2 separate regions of the Homo sapiens genome follow, and region 1 is linked to region 2. A link is an interaction called in ENCODE POLR2A ChIA-PET data of the cell type or tissue named here. Cell type or tissue: A673. All regions are shown on one strand. Each heading gives the region's core, and the rest is flanking DNA. Links, peaks and the distances in the headings are about the cores only.

What was found. ChIA-PET counts read pairs that join two places held together with the same protein. Peaks named below come from ENCODE experiments on the same cell type or tissue, not always from the same donor. Only the 100,000 strongest peaks of a DNase experiment are listed, where the experiment ranks them.
Region 1: POLR2A ChIA-PET joins it to region 2 with 9 read pairs; 2 of 35 experiments call an interaction of 5 or more read pairs at or near these places.

What each region holds. Positions count from the first base shown.
Region 1 is chr2:182,818,198-182,825,611 of GRCh38, reverse strand. No RefSeq gene overlaps it. Among named protein-coding and RNA genes, the nearest start is that of FRZB, 45 kb to the left of the region's middle. RefSeq lists an enhancer at 6,145-7,025. In A673, for the core only: no CTCF peak of the experiment used is centred there; no DNase peak of the experiment used is centred there.
Region 2 is chr2:182,911,021-182,915,020 of GRCh38, reverse strand. NCKAP1 (NCK associated protein 1) reads left to right here. Exons shown (of 31, transcript NM_013436.5): 31 at 1-4,000. Among named protein-coding and RNA genes, the nearest start is that of FRZB, 46 kb to the right of the region's middle. In A673, for the core only: no CTCF peak of the experiment used is centred there; DNase peaks (open chromatin) are centred at 2,300 and 3,040; H3K27ac peaks cover 3,745 bases.

The DNA of each region.
Region 1 (7,414 bases), core at 971-4,970, 90 kb after region 2:
GACTGATATTGAACTCCTGGCCTCAAGTGGTCCACCCACCTTGGCCTCCCAACCATCCCATTTTTTAAAAGTGCACTGGAAGACATTTAATAGTCTCCATTTGTAGATAGTTCTAGAATTTAATAATTTCTGCTATTGGCAATTTACAGTGCAGATTTTAGCACAAGATGTCAAATTATGTGAAACATTTTGCTACAATTATAGATGTTATAATTTTCCCCAAGTATTTGTTCAGCCCTTTAACTTAAAAAGCCAAGTTTGAAAGTACTTCAAATTTAGATTGAATATCATCCTAGCAAGTCTTAGTAAAATCTCATGCTGGTTTTCTCCTATGGGTTCGGGAAGAAAGGAATTAGCTTCAAATAACACCTCTACCTGTCTGTGTGCAGGTGTTAGCTCTCCTTGGGAGGGGTTAGACAAACTACAGGCCCCTTGCCTGATCCCCTTTTGAGAGCCACAGCCCAGAAAGTGGGGAAACATCTTGCAGTGATGAGAACAGGCTGACTAAAAAAAATCAGATAAGAGGGAACAGGTGCACCAATGTATCCGGAGAGGGTAGGCCTGAGCCCAGGAAGCGTCTTGAGCTCCAGGATGGCTGCTGGCACCCTAGCCCCAGTCAAGCGTCACCACGGCCAGAAGCCAGTTTGAAGCAGAGCTCTTCCTCTAAACACCGAGCATGGTGATTTTGACCAGGTAACTAGGCTGAACCCTCATGAACAGCTGCTTATTTGTCTCTGAAATTAGGCTGTGGCTTTAAAAATTCCTGAGGCTTGGAGTAGATAGGGTATAACAATAGTTTCCCCTGCCCCAGAAATTGTGTCACGCTGTCAGCTTCTTAAGATAGCAAGGGAAGGAAAAAAAGCTGCTTTAATGACATGGCAACTTTAAAATGTTAAATAGTTATTTGCTTTTATCTAGCACAATTAATCTCAAAGGACATGTTGTTATTCATTCAATGACAAGTCTTAACCGAGTGCTACTGTGTCAAATGCCAGCTATGGTAATGGGTGGACTCGCAGTATCTACCCTGCTGCAATGTACACAAAGGCAGAGCCAAACAGCACACAGGTGACAAATGTAAGAGGCAGATGGCACACAGGTGACAAACTGTGAGAAGTGCTAAGAAATAAATATTAGGTTGGTGCAAAAGCAATTGCGATTTTTGCCATTACTTTTAATAAGATGCAATAAAGAATATCAGAGATAGAGGTGGCAGGAGGAGAAAACCTGCTTAATAAGGGTAGTCACAGAGTTAGAATCATTGTAAAGTTCATGAGGCAAAGCTTAAGGGTCCTTCACTTGTACTGGCCTCTTCTAAGGCCCTGAGTATTTCCATGATCATGTGTTTTTGCAAAGTGTGCACATTTAAGGCTTTAATACGTTATTTTTCTATAAAAACGTTTCTACCAAGTTGTATAAGCTTCAGGGTTCACAAAATCTGGATTCACACTTAGTAGCTAGGGAAGACTTCTAGGAGGAGGAGAGATTTCAGTTGATTTTCACAGGATAAGAAGGAGCTTGCCATGCTGGATGTGGGGACAGCAGTTCAGGTGGGTTGAAGGACCGTTTGAAAATTCTGAAGCTGGAAATTGCCTTGCCAATCAGAGGACGTGAGCATGGAGTAGTTGGGGAATGGAGAGAAAGGTAGTAGGTAAAGTTGGAGAAATTAGCGGGAATAAAAGTGAAGGGCCATGTAGCCATATTAGGGAGTTGGGTTGTAGCAAAGTGGTATGTAAAACCACTGGAGTGTTCTAAGCAAGAGAATGACATGCTCAGATATATGTTATTAAAAGATTACTCAGACTCCAAAGGAAGAACTGATCTGGGGTTAAGGCATGATTAGAGAAAGGAGGCTCTTGTAGTAAAGGTGAGAGAAGATGGTGGTTTGGATCAGGCTGGTGGCAGTGCATTACAGAGCAAAGTGGACAGATTTAAGATACCGATTAGACTTTGAAATCATTGGACTAGCTGATGAGTTGGATGTAGGGAGCTGGGAAAATATTCAAAGATGACTTGAGCAACTTTTCAGACTTGAGCCACTGGGTTGATGGTGGTGCAACTATCATCCAGGGGGAGGAAAGCCTAGAAAAAGGGAAAAATGGGGTCAGGAGTGGATAAGGAATTCTAATTTGGTTGTGATAAGTTTGAGATACTTATTAGTTACTCAGCAGGAGAATGTTGAGTAGATAGGAGTCTGTGACTTAGGGGAGAGCTATATGTAAACATTTGAGAGTCACCCACATGTATTTGGTAAATATAACATATTTTAAAACTATATAAAGTTCCTATTTCTGTTCCTATTACTGGTCTCTCATTCCGTAAGTTAAATGAGACAGGACAAAGCCTTTAAATTGGATTAAGTAGAAATGCTAAATTGAAAAGTTATTTTCATGTGGAACTACAGGATCTTAGTAAAAATATGTTGAAGGCTGGGTAGAAGTGTCTCCAGGGGGTTGCAATCATCATAAAAAGTTCTATTAGGAATATTTAGGAGGGCATTTAATAATATAATGGATATGGCTTTATATAGGTGTAAATATGTCAGTGTTGACCTCTGTTTGAAGTTGATATAAAAGCAAGATTATGGATTTAGCCATGATTCTGCATCACTTAATCCCGCTCCAGTGTGCAGGAATGAGTTAGGTATGTGAAATATGTATACCACCTTAATAAATCAGACTTTAACTTTGTTATCTGAGTTTGCTTACATTTCTCAGTGGCCTGGGAGAAATAATTAAATGACCGCCACTGAATCATTCTAATTGATGAATACACCAGACTTTAAAAGCATATGTGAAATATTGTGTTGCCTGTGGATTAAGACCTTGACTTTAGGAGGTTTCAGTTAGGAGATGTTTTCCCAGAGTTAAAAATATATTTTTGCAAATAAGCAAGTAAGAGAAGTCTTGGCTAATCTGGTGTTTTAATTTCTCACAAGTATACCAAATTTCCAAGTGTCAGCTATAATTAACTATGATCTGGGGATATGGGATCCTGACAAATCCATATGTGTGTACGGTGTAAGCATTAGAGACCACTTTGAAAAGCTGTGGAATAGAGATAACATCCCATAAGAAAGAAGTCATTTGTTATGCTGATATTCCAAAAAATTCTTACTTTTCCCAGGGAATATACAGATTAGTATACATAATGAGTAGATAAAAACACAGTAAAAGTTGTATTAAACAAAGTTTTCATAAGGCTTTTAGAGAATATATGGTATTTAAATAATTTGGAATTAAGAAGGAGATCATGAGGCTATAAAGCTTCTTAGGAGATGCCATCTGTCACTTTGCAACGTGAAGAAGGCCAGTCATCTCAACATTCAAGTCTATGTGAAGTTTTCCATGAGTGGATTTTGTATAAATGAGTTTCCATCTTATTTCAGAACTCATTTCTTCCAATTCTCTATTTTCTTTATGAGAGCCGCTCATCTAAAAGTTTGGGGATCTCATCTTTGTGTTGGACTTCTATCCTGTACCCCCTCATACACAAAATTCCTGAAATGTTTATTTTGAAGGCTGGTAGCATTTGACTAGAAGTCTAATCCAGAAAAAAAGAAAAAAAGGTAGGATGAGGAATTTACAGAAAATAATAAAAATATAAGCCCACAGGCAAGCCAACTTAAGAAATTTAGGGGTGAAAATAACAATTTTGGGGTTGCTTAGCACTAGAATGTTAAACCCTAAAGAAGTACAAATTAATGGTAAGATAAAAACATTTTAAAGAAAGGTTGGAAAAGGGGCAAGAATGATGATGAAACTGCCTTTGCAAAAATTATAACTGAGAAAATTATGACAGTGAAAGAGATCTGACCTAACCAGCTCCATTTTTCTTCTAACCTCCAAGCTGTCCTTGTTCATTCCAGGGCCTAGGCTGAACTAACTTTAGGAGGAATTCAGTTTATAATTTAACTTTGAAACAAAGATTATAATAGCCGTTTCCCAAAACAACCCCCCTTTCTGCCTGGGGACTAGATTGCCTTTGCAGGACTAACAAATTAGCCACAAGATTAGAAATTATGGTTTAGGAGTCATGCAGCTAGAGGCTGCAAGATTCTAAACTTCCCCAAATTGCTCCTGAGGATAATATCACTATTGTAAATATTAAAATCAGTGCTTGAGATATTTTGGAGACCCTGTACTCGATGGATCAGCTGACACCACTTAGATGGATAAACTGGCTCATCTGGTCTTATGGTCCCCACCCAGGAATTGACTCATCACAAGAGGACAGCTTCAACTCCCTATGATTTCATCTCTGACTTGACCAATCAGCACTCCTCACTTTCCATCTCCCATACAGCCAGCTCTGCATGAATTAAACTCTTTCTCTATTGCAATTCCCCTGTTTTTTTTTTGTTTTTTGATTTTGTTTGTTTGCTTTTAAGATGGAGTCTCACTCTGTCGCCAGACTGGAGTGCAGTGGCACGATTTCAGCTCACTGCAATCTCTGCCTCCCAGGTTCAAGTGATTCTCCTGCCTCAGCCTCCTGAGTAGCTGGGATTATAGGTGCCCGCCACCACACCCAGCTAATTTTTATATTTTTAGTAGAGACGGGGTTTCACCATGTTGACCAGTATGGTCTTGATCTCTTGACCTTGTGATCTGCCTGCCTCAGCCTCCCAAAGTGCTGGGATTACAGGTGTGAGTCACCGCACTTGGCTGCAATTCCCCTGTTTTAATAAATTGGCTCTGTCTAGGCAGCGGGCAAAATGGACTTGTTAGGTGGTTACAATGAAAGGATGAAAATAAAATGATTCAGGAAACCTTGCCAGTAGTGCTACAATAGAAAAATAAGGCAACTTTCCAATTCTGCTTGTTTGTAGAATTTTAGGTATGAAAATTGAATAGGTCAGGTAGATAGCCACCTCATGCTATTTCTTTGTGAGGTTACATCCTTTATCATCTCTGCCTCCAACTCAGACTTTCTGTAGCCATCAGTCAAAGATGATGTCCAAAGTCTAACCTAAGTTATTAAAAAGGAAGCATTAGGCCTGGTATGGTGGCTCATGCCTGTAATCTCAGCATTTTTGGAGGTGGAGATGGGAGGATCACTTGAGGCCAGGGGTTCAAGACCAGCCTGGGCAACATAGTGTGATCCCATTTCTACAAAAAAAACAAAACAAAACAAAACAGGCATGATGGTGCATAACTGTAGTCCCAGCTACTCAGGAGGCTGAGGTGCAAGGATGGCTTGAACCCGGGAGGTCAGGGCTACAGTGAACTACTGATTGCATCATTCCACTCCAGCCTAGGTGACAGAGACCCTGTCTCAAAAAATATATATATATTAAATGTTAGCACCTGAGAAGTCAACAGTGTTGAACAGGGAATCAGGAGTGACTTCCCTCCCCACTTCTGGCTGGGACACATAAGGGTCCGGTTGTCACGCACACTGTTGTGGCCAATCTCATGGCTGAACTCTTGGAGAACCAGCAGTCACCTCAGAGCTCTAACATGCACCCCCAGGAACCAGTGGCACGTGGCTCCAGAGCGCAGCTGCACCAGCAGAACATGGAGCACCTGCTTGAGAGCTGCCCCAGAATCACCTACAGAGCCAGATCCGACCCTAAGGAGCTTCTCCCATCTGGCCCTTGAGTCCCTTCAGCTTACCTACATGTCTCTGCACCATGCGTTGTCTCTCACCAATTACATTTGAACTACCAGGAGAGACTAAATCATTCAGTATGCTTGTGGTTCTCCAAATTATCTTTGTTGACTGCATTATCCATAAAATACCCTTATATGAGCCTTATTCTCTTTGGCTTTCTTTGGTTAAGAAATACACTTTTAGGCCGAGCGCAGTGGGTTCACACTTGTAATCCCAGCATTTTGGGAGGCCAAGGCAGGCGGATGGCTTGAGGCCAGGAGTTTGAGACCAGCCTGGCCAACATGATGAGACCCTGTCTCTACCAAAAAATACAAAAAAAAAATTAGCTGGGCCTGGTAGCACACACCTGTAGTCCCAGCTACTGGGAAGGCTGGGGTAGGAGAATTACTTGACCCGGGAGGTGGAGGTTGCAGTGAGCCGAGACTGTGCCACTGCAACCAGCCTGGGTGACAAGAGTGATACTCCATGTCAAAAAAAAAAAAAAAGTCACTTTTCACTAAAATAAAACTTCTCATGAATATGAGGTATTTATCTCATTGTTGCCAAGTGTGGCTTTTATTAAAGCTTGAAGAGTGAGAAAATGAATAGCTTTTCATCAGCCACTAATGGAACAAAAATGGCTTACATGTGTGACTTTCCACAAGATTAATTTAAATTGGGGAGAACTGGCTAGCTTTCTCCTGTCGTGCTCTTTAGTAAATGCATAAGATAAATGCAGCACAGCGAATTTTGCCCCTCTGTTAGTAAAATTAGTTTCTGTGCAGTCTGGTTGACCCTGCCTGCTACAGCGCACAGCTGCTTTGGCATGCTAATTGAATTGTCAACAATAAACACTGGGAAGGAGGCACTTGAAGCTACCATTTTGGGCCACAAAACCTCTGCTTAAAGGCTGCCTGCTGTTTCTCCCAACTATGCATGAAAAGCAATTAAGAAAAGTCTTGTATAACTGTAGTCTGCTAAATCAAGGATAAGCTGTATATTGGAACTAACAAAAGACACACAAAACGCTTGCAAATCTTCTCAGGACCAAACTGTGTGCACTTGTGCTTGTAAGAATGTGTGGCCCAATTAATGGAAAAACACTTAACTAAAAGTTAAATTGCCCTGTTACCTTTTGCCCTATTAACTGGTGTCTAGCCTTAAGCATGAGAACCCTAGCTGAATGCTTATTTTACCAAGGCAGAAACACAATGAACCAGATATGAACCAGTCTAATAACTTTACCAGTCCTGGGCCAACTATTAATGCTAAGAATTTATACTGAATGAATAGATACCTCTTTGTTATTTCTAATTGTCATGGTGAAAAGGTTACTAAATTCCCACACGTGATGGGACAAAAGACACTTTGCCTACACAACAGCTCCATTTGACACCGTGGAAGGAAAGGACTGGAAGCATTTAGGCTGAGTTAAAAAAATAAAATACAGGCTGCATTTGTTGACAATTAGATGTGCCGTGTTAACATAAACTTAAGTTACTTGCTTTTAAAATTGTGTAGAGTTATTCTCTTGTTACTAATATCTTACAATTTTGACATGTACTTTCCCCCTAAAAAAATTTATAAACTGTTCTAGGCTCCAAATGACATCTTGGTTCTAAATGTTATTGAAATAATTTGTGGGATAATATACCTATGGGACATCTTATACCCCTAAAGCTGATCGCTGGTGGCATAGTGTGTGCAACAGTAATGTTCGTGTTAACCCAGGAAAGGCCATAGAAAATGGTCCATAGAAACTGGAGGTGTATTTAAAGTTGCTGGTCAATGTTTTCTTAAAAGTAAGATTTTGAAAATACTG
Region 2 (4,000 bases), core at 1-4,000:
TAGAGGTGCTCACAACATGCTCTGACACCCGGTATGGCTGCATTCCCAGCTTAAATGATCACATCTGCTCTTGGTTTTTTCACTGTTTACAAAATCTGATTTCTTTAAAGGGAAGGGATGGAAAAGGTAGTCAATGCTCCTCTGAGCACCCAAAGCATCCCTCCACAAGAACAAAGAGGAAAAATCATTACTTGCTCCCAACATTACACAAAGCGCATCTCTACCAATGGAACTCTGCAGTGTCGGTCTAGCCATCAGCCTTTCCCACCTCACAGCATATTTTCTGTGGGGGTAATTTATTAGAGGGGAATTTGTTCCTTTTTACTCTTTTTACTCTTCAAATTAGTAATAGAACCCCTCATGTCATTCTAAGTGACTTAAGTTTTAAAGGGAACCAGAAAAGGAGAGAATATGCTATTGTGGCACTTCTAAAATGCAGAGTGTCCTCAAAGATGGTTATAGTGGGTAATGGGTTTCATATAAATTGCATACTAGAGTATCTCCATTTCCTCTTTTAATTTTTTAATTGGTTTTTTAAAGCTTGATATGCTGAGTTAGTTTTCATTTAAAAACAATGCTTGAGTAGGAAAGTTAAAGAAATAGAAATTGCCTGTTTTAATCTATTCATCCTGGCAGCAGGTATGTATTGTATCTGTCCAGAGTCCAAAACGTCAGCTCCCTCCACTTGCCTTCCCCATTTCACATAAACTATAAAAGTTAGAAATAATATATTATGTCATATCCTAACATCAGTTCAATGAATATAGTTTTTAAAATACCTACTATGTGCTAGATACTGAGGACAGAATGATAAAATACAAAACAAAGCTAACTAAAAACACAGTTTAACTAGTCTTGTCTACGATTACCTGCCCTAACTATAACTTCATTTAAGGGGAGATACTGCTAAAGGGAGTTCCTTCTGTGACTGCACACTCTGATACCAATATGTGACTTCTCCCTGGCTACAACTGATTAAATGAGGGAAGAAAACTGATCCAAGGGGAGTTAGTCCAATAGCTTGTAAATGGTGGGTTCTTATCAGAGTTTTCTCACTAAGTTAGAACCAAGAGGCTGAGGGTTGTGGGGGCTACTTAAGCAGAAAGTTTCATGGAGTATGGACTGTGCACCATTGTGAAGTTTCCTGTATTTCCACAGGCTGTGGGGGCAGAGAGCATCAGAGTGCTGATCAGGAAAAAAGAATGAGGCAGATGCAGACAGAGAAGCAAAGAAGCATGAGAGGATGAGAATTAGGAAGTAGACTCTTTTTTCATTTTAATTAATTTGACTAGATTATATTTCTTGCAATCAAAAGGGCCCTGTGCAGAGAAGGTCCTTATCTTCGTTCATTTTTTGTTGCTATAGCTGAATACCCGAGACTGGGTAATTTATAAAGTAAAGAAATTTATTGCTTACCATTTTAGATGCTGGGAAGTACAAGGTCAAGGGTTCTCATCTAGTGAGGGCCTTCTTGCTAGTGGGGTCTCTGTAGAGTCCTGAGGTAACACAGAGCATCACATGGTGTGGGGGTGGGATTCACCAGAGAGAGCCAAACTGACTTTTATAACAGACTCACTTTTGTGGTAACTAACCCACTCCCTTGATAGCCCATCAATCCATTAATCTAGAAATAAATTCATTCACTCATGAGGGCAGAGCTCTTGTGAACCAATCACCTCCCAGAAGTCCCACCTCTCAACACTGCTGCACTGGGGACCAAATTTCCAACACATGAACTTTTCGGGGACACATTCAAGCCACAACAGTCCTCAATAAATATTTGTTGAATCAATAAATACACAGGACATAGTGTCCTAAATGCTTGGCATGTACATGAACCAGATTTGGTCCTTGATGTCACAGAGCTTATAATATAGTGGAGGAGACAGACTTTACATGTTTGATCTTGACTGTAAAACTAGGGTCACTACTCATCATCTGATGAAGGAGGCAGACAGTAAAACAAATAACAACTATTCAACATGGTAACGTCAAAACTGAACAGAGGCTCAAGTGAAAGTTTCAATGATAGTAACCATGGCCAATGGATAGGTGAATGCATTGGAAAATTAGTATGATGCCATTAGCAAAAACATAAATTGCACTTAACTAAAGTTCATCTGGCTGAATTCTTTCCTTCCTTCCTTCCTTCCTTCCTTCCTTCCTTCCTTTCTTCCTCTATCTTTCTTTGGTTTTGAGATCTGTCTATAGTATTGTGCTAGTGCACATATTTTAATTTGGTGCAAGGCATGCTTAACAGAGTAAGTGAAAAGCTATAAAGGTTAGAGCGTGTATTAGTTTCAATGACGAAGGAGTAATAAATCATTTTGTCAGGTTGCACTCTAACATTCAAATTCCATTTTTATTATGGCTAACTAGCCAAGCATTTATAATTCTGAACTCCACAGAATGGGGAAAAAGTGTATTAACTTATAATAGATCATTGAGCTTGTTAAATGTACCTTTCCTAATTCGTACTTTTTCCCTTTTGCTGAGAAAAATGCCTTTCTGAATATATAATTTTTACAGGTCATTGGAAAGGAGTACTGCACAACAGGATTATTATAATGTGCTAAAAGATGGCACTTGTATCTCATTGCCACATAGAGAGCTCATGTGAAAACTCTTTGATCTTTGCTGGCTTTTTAGCTGAAAAGATTTGGAAATCTTTTTGGCACTGGCAAAAACAGAACTGTGGTAACTGTTTATAGTTGGTTGATTTTTAGCAATGGGTAAGAATGTCTTTGTTGAATCCAGTTTATTAATACGTAATGGGCAACATGTTGCCTTAAAGGCAAAAGCATATTTTTCTCATATCAAAAAGCTCCCTAAATTTTTGCCAATATCCAAAGATATTTTAAGATGGTCTTCATTTTCTTTTTCAGTCTGTCCTATGCTGAGAAAAAAAAATTACAACCTCTGAACTTCAGCAGTTTTTTAGGTAAAAGGAATTTTTCATGATGTGATTGATATAACTACTCAGCTGGACATAAGCTTTCAAGGGCTAAGTCCATTTGCCGATTTGTTTGCATTTCCTACTCCAACTAAAATAATTCAAAGACATGAAGTGTCTATTGTGGAAAATGCATGAATAATGCAAAAGTCATTCTCAAGTGACCTATCAGAAAGGCCTACCAGAAATGCAGTTACTGCTTTCTAATAAAATCATGAAAAACTTTTTTAAAAAGTATAACCATCTTGAATTTGTTGAGGCAATTATAAGAGAGTATATAAGGGCAAGTTTCTCCAAAAGCGGTTCTGTTTGTTTTGTTTTTTTTTAATAATTCCCATCAACAGCAATCTGTTTTCTCATTGTAGTAGTATAGGTGTTAACATAAAAGCTCAAACAGCTTGGGAGAAAAAAAAGGATATAGCAAACCTAACTGATAACTTTGCTAGTTTCAAATCATTATGATGGCCATTCATAGATGACTGAAATATTTAACATTTGAAGTAACAGAATTTTGACTTATGTTTTCATGGTTTAAGAGTTTATATTTCAAATTTTTTCACATAGTCTGTTTATAACAGTATATAAAACATGTATTAACTATATAAGTTAATAAAGTCATGAACTGATGGCCATTTTTTGGTCTTATTCATATAGTATAGGCTGTTTTGTGAATTAATCCCCTTCCCATGTGTTTGAATTCCCCACTATGTAAGGCTTAGTGGTGTTAGCATGATCCAAGGGTGGGATTTTCAGCCCTCTGACATCAAAAGGTGAAGCAGAGGACACAAAAACCCTCACTGCATCTTCCCTAGACTGGCCAGAACCACTCCATGGTCAGTGGACTCCCTTAATAGGAAGGAATGCTGGTCAGTTGTCAAAGAGCAAAAAGGGAGGGGTAGTCATGAGGTTGGTTGTAATCAGAGGTGCAACAGGTCTTTCCAAAGGGCTGGTTTCTGTTTAACTCTTAGGAAAGAACACCTAATGGTAGTTAGTGAGGAGGGGGTATAATGAGATGTGCCCAACCTCCCATCCCATCATGGCCGGGAA